Linked DNA regions of Homo sapiens: region 2 is linked to region 1. A link is a contact called in ENCODE Hi-C data. All regions are on one chromosome and are shown on one strand. Each heading gives the region's core, a stretch centred on a gene start or an enhancer-like site at or near the end of the contact. The rest is flanking DNA. Distances are from core to core; before and after follow the strand shown. Region 1 has its middle 330 kb from the start of LINC00687. Region 2 has its middle 87 kb from the start of LINC02871.

Region 1 (5,294 bases), core at 1,544-4,043:
TCTCTTTTTCTTGGGTTTGCATAGAAAGTCCTCTGAATGAGCTTGCTGTGGCCTGCCCCTTACCTTCTCATAGATTGTTAATATAGGCAGTAGGAAAAGTACACACAGAACGGTTTAGAGGGAGAAGGGAGGACTCTGGGAAATTTACTAAAAAATTAATGGATCTCCGTCTGGTGCAGTAAAGGCAATTCTTGATTGTTTGCACCAATGCAGTGAGCAGATTATCAAGGCACAGACAAGGTTTCCTTAGTCCGAAACATAGAGAACTCCGGAGGCCCTTATCAAAACCATTTCCCTCCTGGTTTAGCGACTGGTTATGGCTTTAACTGCATCATCTCCATCAGCAATGGCAGGCCAAGCTGCTGCTAGGAGCAAAAGCTAAGGCTGGTTTTCCTGCAAAGCAGAAATACTTGTCATTTCACAGGGGCCTGGTATCTGAGTCTCATTCAGCCATCTTGTTTCCTGTGAGGCCCAGGCTGTATGGACCTGGGCTTATTACTGGGCTTATTTGTGTTTTGGTTTGAGAATAGGATTGAGCGTGTGGTAATCAGATGATGCTCTCTGCAAACCGCCTGGGGCAGAGCAGCTAGAGTTCTGAGGGAAGCCTCCAGCTTCATCCTTCGGGAACTCCCCTTAAGTCCCGTAGCTCCCTCCCTGCTCCTACCTTTGGCCTGAGAATTCTCATGCTGCTCCTTAGAATTCTAAAGACTCATGATGTCTGGCACTCTGCTAGGCTGGACCTTCACTTTTGAGACGGATTCAAAGGTAAATTTTGTTTTGTTTTGTTTTGTTGATATGGAGTCTCACTCTGTCGCCCAGGCTGGAGTGCAGTGGCGCAATCTCGGCTCACCGCAAGCTCCGCCTCACCGCAAGCTCCGCCTCACCGCAAGCTCCGCCTCCCTGCAAGCTCCGCCTCACCGCAAGCTCCGCCTCCCGGGTTCACGCCATTCTGCTGCCTCAGCTTCCCGGATAGCTGGGACTACAGGTGCCCGCCACCACGCCCGGCTAACTTTTGTATTTTTAGTAGAGACGAGGTTTCACCTTGTTAGCCAGGAAGGTCTTGATTTCCTGACCTCGTGATCCGCCTGCCTCGGCCTCCCAAAGTGCTGGGATAAAGGCAAATGTTTTAACCAAAAGGAGTAACTCTGTAAGGGTTCCATGTGAGACACTGTGGTATCTTGTAGGTGGAAAAAACTTTATGATATGAGAAGAATAAGCTGCGAATTCTTCTTCTTTTCACATTACCAAAGATACATGTTTTCTCTCTTATTTTAATAAGTCTTATTTTAATAATAAAATTGTAATTGCAAGCCACCTCTAAAGTCTATACATGTCTTATTAGTCATTTTATTTATTTATTTTTTTAATGCTCAAGGGGTTGTTTTGATACAGACACGTGGGATACCAGAATGCCTTTATTTTGCAGAAGAACAAACTGAGGCTGGAAACAGAACTATGCAAAATGATGACTTAAAACATGAATACTTACATGTTTATACGTGTCTTTTTAATAGAAAATAAATAGCCATTAAAATCTAGGGGAAAATTACAGAGAAATTCAGAAATAAATGAACCAGAACATCACCCCCAGGTATTTCTGCTATGGAGTTATCGATGAATTTTCTCCCAGTCATATTGTCTATGAATTTGTTTTAATTTGTGGTGTTTTGCATTCATACTATTTGCACAATTTTGTATCTTTATGTTTTTAATGTTAAGAACATAAACACATCAATTACTTGTTTTCACAACAAAGTATTTCCATGAATGAACATGCCTTTGTATGCTAGACAGTTTCCTGGATTTTTAACCTTTAGATGTTTTCTGGTGTCACATTAATATAATACTGTGTCCAAAATCTTTTTACCTTTTTTGCTTTAAAAAAAAACTAGTTAAATTAGTCAACCAATGTTCTGAAGAATATTGTTAGATTCAAACTTTTAAAGTATGTTTGGAAGTTAGTTTTAGATGAGTTGCTTCGAAAATATCTACGTTTTTACCTTGCTTTAGTTTTTTTCCTTATGTAAGCATATCTAGTTTACATTTTCACAAACAGATATTAGAGGTGTGTTGTTTTATTAACTGTTTAAAAGTCTGTCCAGTATATTCAATGAAGACATCAATCAGAATAAAATTACAAGCTAAAAATAATTCTGAAACCTTTCTTTATAAAATGGTTATCATGTGTGTCATCTATGTTGTTGTGTTTGTAAATACCTATGCTAAGTGGATGGGCATAGCTCACCCAATAACTGAAAAGATTTTTTGTGGGGACACAAGGACCCTTCTTTTAGGTACAGAAACTGCAACAAGCTATATAGTGGAGCTAAACTTAGGCGTACAGCAGCCTTTCCAAGAATTTGTGGCACAAAGCAGACAGGAATATTCTACACACACACACACACACACACACACACACACACACACACACACACACACATTCCGCTTCCTGTCTCTGACTTTCTAACTTGACCTTACTTACTTGCAAACTTGGAAATACAGGCATTCTCTCTCTCTCTCTCTCATAGAGTCATGATTCTCAAACATTAAAATAGCTTAAAAATTAACATACCTTAATGTCATCTTAAAGAGTGAGGAAATATTTAGCGATCCTGTGAACAATTTTTATTTTCTGTAAACTTCCCCAATCCTCACATTTACCTTCCTAGGTAACTATGTGCTTGACTTATATATTTTTTCTGCATTCTTTGTAGCCCTTTCTTTCCCCCCATGGACAACTGTGTGTCCCAGCATTACAATACATGTGTGGACAAAGAAGCTTTCTGTCCAGAGAGAAATTAAACATTCCAGTGGCTTTTCTCACCAAGTCCTGACACAGAGTGACCCTTGGCATCTCATTTGTGGGCGAGCGTTGAAGATGGTGGAGAGATAACCTGAAGCAAATCTCAGCCTGTTGTTCAGGCTGCCTTGGGCAGTCCAGAGAAGAACAACATTTAGAACATTTATGACCTGTAAAATTTATCCTCTAGAGTTGAGCCCACAATTTTTGGCCAATAATTATATGTGAGAGTAAAATATAAGGGACATATCTTGGAAGCAGTATTGCTGAGTACTTCAGAAATGAATGACTATTTTAATCAACCTACCTACATTTGGGCGATTATCCAAACTATTTGGCTTTTTACTCCTCTCCCCTTCCAAACTTACCCTCCTAAAAAATGTTTGAGAGTTAATAAAATGATGTATTTAGAGCTCTTAAGCCCTAGTTCACCTTGTTTTTTTTTTTCTTAGTTACCTTCGTGATTACTTCTAATTCTGCCCTGAGGTGCAAACTTGATTCCATTCAAAGGAAAAGGAAACCAAAACAAACAACAAATAAAAAGTAACTGAGGAGTGTCTCCAAAAACTACTACTGAAAACCTAGTTTACCTACAGTTCAAATATGATCCACTCTCGCCATCTGCTGGCTGTATTTTTGATTTTTTAAAAGGGAAGTACTGGCACAGACACATGGGCTAACGTTATTGTGTTTTGATGTGTTGTGAATATGTGTGGGGAAGCTGGGCACTAAACCGTCCAACATTCAAATTCAGTATGTTTTTGAGCACCTATATTTAGCTGAGTCTCCCTAGTTTATAATTTGGTGGAGGGTTTTATACGTAGAGAATCATCACAGTCAAGACGAAGTAGAGACTGGGACCAACGGCTGCATCCGTCAGGGAGAACTTCTGTCAAAGAATAACGCACAGACACTGGGTCTCAGAAAGTGGCTGTCTCTGAGGACTCAGCGTGTTTCTTCTCTTTGATGAAACTAATGATGACTCAACTCCATGGATCTAATTGTCTCCCTCTAGAATTACCTTTTCTGAGTGTTCAGGGCTCCTTGATGGTTTTGGGTTTGTTTGTTTGTTTGTTTGTTTGTTTTTTGAGATGAAGTTTTGTTCTTGTTGCCCAGGCTGGAGTGCAATGACGCGATCTCGGCTCACTGCAACCTCTGCCTCCCGGTTTCAAGTGATTCTCCTGCCTCAGCCTCCCGACTAGCTGGGATTACAGGCGCAAGCCACCATGCCTGGCTAACTTTTGTATTTTTAGTTAAGACTGGGTTTCACCACGTTGGCCAGGCTGGTCTCGAACTCCTAACCTCAGGAGATCTGCCCACTTTGGTCTCCTAAAGTGCTGGGATTACAGGCGTGAGCAACCGAGCCCAGCCTACCCAGTGGTTTTTTCTTTAGACGGAGTCTTGCTCTTGTCACCCAGGCCAGAGTGCCGTGGCACAATCTTGGCCCACTGCAACCTCCACCTCCCCAGTTCAAGCGATTCTCCTGCCTCAACCTCCCAAGGAGCTGGGATTACAGGCTCTCGCCACCACCCCTGGCTAATTTTTTTGTATTTTTTTAGTAGAGACGGGGTTTTACCATGTTCGCCAATATTCTCCTCCTCCAAAAGGCGTGCCTCAGCTGACCCATCGAGGTTTCCCCGAATATAACATTAACCAACCTATTTGGAGTGTTTTACCCAAACACATGTATTTAAGCCACACAATAACCCTATGAGGTAGCCATTATTAATCGTGTTTTATAGATGAGGAAATTGAAATCCAAAGATATTGATGACAGAACTGCTAAGTGATAGAGTCAGCACAATGCCTGGATGGAAATTCACTTCCAGAACCACATCTTCACCACAAACATTGCTGTCAGGGCTCTCCAGGTAACCCTGTTTCTGTCCGTGCAGTGTGCAGCTAACAGAATTCCCTTATCTCAGCTGGGAAACAGGAGTGATGGAATCATTTCCCACTCCCAAGTCATCGCCACAAAACTTCTCCTTCAAAATTTGTCTCCGGAATCACTTGTTCAAAAAGCCCTTTGAATTTCTCTTTCTCTCTGAGTACTCAGAATATGCCTGTCCTATAAAATTTCATTTGGCGGCTTGTTTTCTTCGTGCCCCTCTAATATTCACCAAGATTATATTTATTTGACTTTACTCTCAGAGTGTACTTTGTGGGGGGGGGACAAAAGTGATTATTTTTCCTCTAATGCTGTCGTATAAATGCTATGGCAATCTAGTACCTCTCATACGTAGGGATATGCCCAGGTCTTAGGGAAAACTCACTTGTACATATCTGTGTTATTGGGCCTGTGGGCCAATGATATTTCTATTTCCTGTTCTGCAACTTTGTGTACAACAATAATTTAAAGTAGCTTCCAAAGGATAAAAAATGTTCTCTAAGAAACTGATGAATCTATATTTACTTATGTTGCCCCACATCCTGCACATTCTTTTTCTTCGAATTAACTTTCATTTTCTTTCTATCTTTCCTTTCCTTCAGGTTA
Region 2 (5,294 bases), core at 1,988-4,487, 600 kb before region 1:
ACAGTGTAACGGTTTGAACGTGTGTGTATGTGTATATATATATTTCTCCTGCTACTGTGTAGCAAATTATAATAAATCTAGCAGCTTAAAACAACATACATTTATTGTCTCACAGTTTCCATGGATTAGAAGTCTGGATATGGGTTAGCTAGGGCCTCTGGTCAAGGTCTCATCAGGCTGAAATTGAAGGTGTCAGTGGGGGCTTCTCTCTCATCTGAAACTCAAGGTCCTCTTCCAAGCTCATTGGTTGTTGGCAAAATTTATTTCCTTGTGACTGAATGACTTAAGTCCGTTTTCTTGCTAGCTGTTGACTGTAGCTTACTCTCAACTCCTGGACACTGCACTTAGGTGTGTGCTACATGGCCCCTTTCGCACCAAGGCTCTTCATGTCTGCTAGGCCATACAAAAGCATCTGGTGCTTGTCTCTTCTGTGAGTTCACCTGATTAGGCTCAGCCCATTGAAGATAATCTCCCTTTTGATTGACTCAAAGTCAGCTGATAGGAAACTTAATTCTATCTTCAAAGTCCCTTTTGTTACATAATGTAACATGATTATGGGAGAGATGTCCCATGATATCCCCAGGTTTTTGGCAACACTCAAGGGGAAGGAATTACATACAGCATGTGCACCAGGCAATATTAGAGGCAATGATAGAATGCTGCCTGCCATTATAAATACACATACACACATGCACAGACCCACACATATATAGATTACATATAATGTATGTATATGTAAATGACAGGATTTTAGATTAAAAACTCTTTGAAATAAACTAGTGTTCCCCAAACTATATTGCTTCACTTAACATCTTCATTATTTTTACAAAACCTTGAAAGAAACCATACCATTGTTCACATATATTTTCTTTAAGTTGATTACTTTTTAAACTTAAAAATACGCTAAGAAGAAAACTTTAGTAGCATTAACATAAATTGACAGCCATTATCATTCATTAGGAAACAGGAGGTAACACAAAATATAAATTCAAGAGAAATAAAGCATTATCAAATTAAATCTATCCACCATTGCCTGAACTTGAAGTCTGTGCCCAATGATTGCTTTTCTTTGTCAAAATGGAAATGTAGCAAGTGTTTAAAGTGTTTAAAGATTAAGATGGCCTAACTCCAAATCGAGTATTTCTTCTGTAATTCATTGTCGAGGTAAGTGTAAAAAGAATCACTTTCTCATCTTGTGATTCAATGTTCTCGATGCTGGGTAATTGCCACCTAACTAAGGTGAGTCCTACATCTTGGTATTTCCTTGGTTTCTTGAAGATCTTTATTAATAATAATACCTTTTGCCCCAAGTGGAATAGTATGTAAACCTTGTGTGTTATTTTATCTCATTAGGCCTTTGTTGCTTCCTATATAAAATATTCATGCTAGTTAGTATGTCAAATATTCTGACAGTACCAGAAACAACTTCTGAGAGCTCTTCTAGCTCCAGGATCTATAATTATATCCAGTTAGCGATATGAGATTAATGCATGGGATTATTTATTAGATTGGCTGGCTAGCTACCTAGCAAGGAGTAGTTTTTACCAAAGGATTAGGATGTAGAAAGATGAAAAGTGGAACTGTAGACTGTGCCCATTTGAAATATGGGCTGTGGCTCAAGGAAGACAAGCCTGTGTAGGGCTATGTGGGGTCTGTGGGCAGTCATGGAGGCAATAAGTGGATTGGCCATGGACTAAAAAGAGATAACCATCAAAAAGTTTAGGAGGCATCAGAGAAAAACCATTTAATTCACTTCTGCATTAGGCAGAACCTGACAGTTCACAGCATACTGGGTATCTTCTATCTGCCCCTTTGGGTCCATTGCTACTATTATCTGCCCTGCTCTGATCCTGGTGGATCTCCTCTGACTTCCAGCTGGGTTGGTCAATGGGAGGTGGCATGAGGAGATGCAAGTACTGGAGGAAATGATGGGGCACTTATTCTCTGGCTTCCTCTCTGCCCCTTAATCATGTATTGGCTGATCCTGCCATGGAAGGCCATAGCTCTTTTTGGCCAGCCCTCCCCTATAGCTACCATTCAGCATTCCAGTAACTGTCCCCAACTCTTCCCCTTCCTGGCTCAGGGTTAAAAAAGAGGCTCCCTCTCTTGCCATTTTCTGTTGGTTTTCTGAACCCTTCCCAAACACTATAAATAGTCCCTTCCTTAAACTCAGTTTGTGTGTGCCATCATTTCCCTGCAGGATCCAGTATACAGTCCTCAGCAGATTTAAATCATGGATGCTTTAGAATACTGCAAGCCTGTAAGTAAAGGAGATGCTCTCCTGCAATGGCTCACTTTTCTACCTTTGGCTGTGAAGTGAGATGTGCAACACACTCTAGGAACCCCCCGCCTCAATCCAGTAACTTAATCTGAGTCCCCCCTTCATTCTGCAGATCTGAGCTGTATATAAAAAGGTAATTGGAAATAATCATTTATTATTGTGTTTTAACTTAAAAACTGTCTTCTAAAAGTGTAAGAAATAGATTTACTCTGCTAAAGTATAGTTAAGACTAATTTATATTTTTAATCTCAAAATGGCAGAAGTGCTTTCGAACTTGGAATACAGGGCAATGACTCCTTCCCCTTGTATTATACAGACTTGACTTGAAAGGAGACACTTAGGTCCATTGAAACTTCTCAGTTTTGTCGATCAAAAGGATCAAAGTCAAGGGGATAAGCCTGAGACAGGACACTGAGTGTTTCATAAAGGAAAGAGAAATGAGGCTGGATGCCAATTATCCTAGAATTCAATGGTTTCAATTTCAAACAAGGTAGGAATCAAAAGTCCTTTTAAAAAATTGAACAATTATTATATTCCAACAAAAGATTAGGTAGGATGAACCTGAATTTGAAGATAAAAAGACATAGGTATTTCTTTAAAAGGAATAACACTGAGCTTGTCCTGTATTATTCTGGCGAGTCTTTGCAATGAAGGAAGAGCTGACGCTGTTTTTTGGTGACTCAACTTTCTTCAACTAGATTAGGCTTAGAGACTGTCAAGAGTGATATTTCAACCAGAAAATCCAATGACAGTTATTCTTTATGTATGTGACTGGGTGAAATAGTGTGACCAGATGATCATAAGCTCTTTTGTATATAAATATGGAACAGTTTAGGCTTGTAACTATAGCTTCTCTTTGAAGGATTTGTCTTCTTAATAAGAACAATAACCATTTTTCATTTATTGAGTATTAAAGTTGAACAAATATGGCTAAGAACCCCTGCTGTGGGAAATGCCTGCAGGTGATTCATAGACAACTCAATAAATAACATATTGTGCAATAGTTTCCCCTTTCAATGATCTTTCAGGCCTTCAGATTATATTAAGGAGTCAGTTTTAGTTTGTTGATACCATATTTCCTTGATTCTAGGGTGTATATAGTTTTACATGATACCATCATTGGAATTGGAGGGGGTCTTATAATTTGACATTTCCCAAAATGTTGCCAGTCATATGTCAGTAAGATGCGATTGGATTGTCATTGTGTGCCTGAACTTCATTTTGGTTACTCTTCATACTGTTGTCACTTTTGTGTCTAAATAGGTCTAGAAGAGTCCTTTTAATAAGCACTACCTATAGTTTCTATGTGAGAACAGAGAATTATGTCATAGCTTAATGGACAGCAGTTTCTTTTTTTCTTTGTGTAACATCATATAATAATGTGTCTTACCTTCCATGGCATCGTAGAGTCTATGAAATGCTCACTTTGAGGCCTGGTGATCGACGGAATGGTCTTGCCAAGCTGAGGAGCAGGCTGAACTGAAGTCATGCATTGGCAATCAGGGTAGAGCCAAGGAGACTTCTTCAGGACAGGGAGAGCAACTGCATCAAACCATAAGTTAGAGGACCACGTGACCTTGGTCAAACTGATCAACTTCTCTAAGCCTCAGTGACACTTTTACTAAATGGAAATAACAATAATATCTACCTTGGTAAGCTGTAAAAATTAGATAAGAATGTGTTTATAAATATGTTTTTATGCAATTATGCCTAGAGACATTTTATAATGTTATTGTTCATAACAATATACAAGAATTTGTCCTACAGAAGGAGGATGGTTGGATGATTATGTATCCACATAATAGATGTTAATGCAGTGCATAAACACAATATGTAAGAGGACATTTATGATACAGGGAGACGTACAAGATGAAATATTAACCATCGAAAGGAGGTTACATAAACAAATATATTAAAAAATAAAACAAGTAATTTTATTTTTTTAAATTTTTTACTCACCACTATACAAATGAGGAAAAACAAGTAATTTTAATGTGTTTTGTAAGTTGTATGTGTAAAATATTACTACTAAAATACAAACAATAATAAGTGCATTTTCTATTACAATATATAAAGCAAGTTCCCCTACATTTTCCCATTTCATTTTCTCATTGAAACTCTAAAGTGCCAGGTGTGCTACCAGGAAATGACATCAAACTTAGAGAGTGGCTGAATGTTCACAATGGCTGCTGTCAGCTGTGTCTTCATCCATGGCAATGTATGAGTTAATGTCCAGGTCTGAGGTGAGGGGAGTGGGACACCTGCAGGGCCAGGTATCAGAATACCCTGTGTCTCATTCTGGCCCTGGCCCCGCGGTGCTCTGCCACCTGCCACCTTGGGTTTAGATAAGTCAGTCTGAGTCTGAGGCTAATCTGGCTGGAAAAGGAAGTGAAAACATCATAGACTCATTGAAAGTGAATCTGACGCTATTCAACTTATGAATCTAGAAACTTTGTCCCCAGTTAAATATCTTGACTTGTTCTTTAACTCCTCCTTCTGTTCATCTTTCACATCCATCTACTGGGCTCTCATACTGGTGTTCTCTTCCCCCATCGCTTTTATCCATATTTTCTTCCCCATTGCTACAGCCTGAGGACAAATCATCAACTCATTCACGGAAATTGACAATTCATCTTGCTCTCTTCAGACTACTGAAGATTTTTACCACTTTTGAACTCCATTCTCACCAATTCGTTTGCTTCTCCCGTGTGATTTTTTCCTATAACTCTAACTAGCATTTTTGAGGCTCCCATCATATTGGTCCGTTGCCTGACTCATCCCATTCCCATGAGAACCCCACCACCACCATTGCCCCCTTGGTAATCCCAGTAGTAATCCTATGCATTTCCTTCCTCTGGCCCCTCTCATTTAGGCTATCTTCTCCATCTCTCACAAATTCTTCAAATTCGTATCATAATCGTTCTCTAAGATGTACAACAAACATTAAAATCTTCAACCTCTCCCAGTGCCTATAACATTGAACAAACAGTTGGCTCTCCCTTAGCTCATGCCT

What was found. A loop is a pair of places that touch in the nucleus more often than their neighbours do. Pooled maps may share reads with other maps.
Region 2: a loop to region 1 is called in a pooled map, with 5 times the contacts of the local background. The contact joins two enhancer-like sites. A Hi-C loop is called at or near these places in 5 of 37 single-sample maps with no recorded cell type and 3 of 50 pooled maps.

What each region holds. Positions count from the first base shown.
Region 1 is chr20:11,540,823-11,546,116 of GRCh38, forward strand. No RefSeq gene overlaps it. Among named protein-coding and RNA genes, the nearest start is that of LINC00687, 330 kb to the right of the region's middle. Within about 2 kb of position 2,794, at least 4 of the 41 ENCODE cell types and tissues checked have a DNase peak (open chromatin) inside an H3K27ac peak, as active enhancers do.
Region 2 is chr20:10,936,499-10,941,792 of GRCh38, forward strand. No RefSeq gene overlaps it. Among named protein-coding and RNA genes, the nearest start is that of LINC02871, 87 kb to the right of the region's middle. Within about 2 kb of position 3,238, at least 2 of the 41 ENCODE cell types and tissues checked have a DNase peak (open chromatin) inside an H3K27ac peak, as active enhancers do.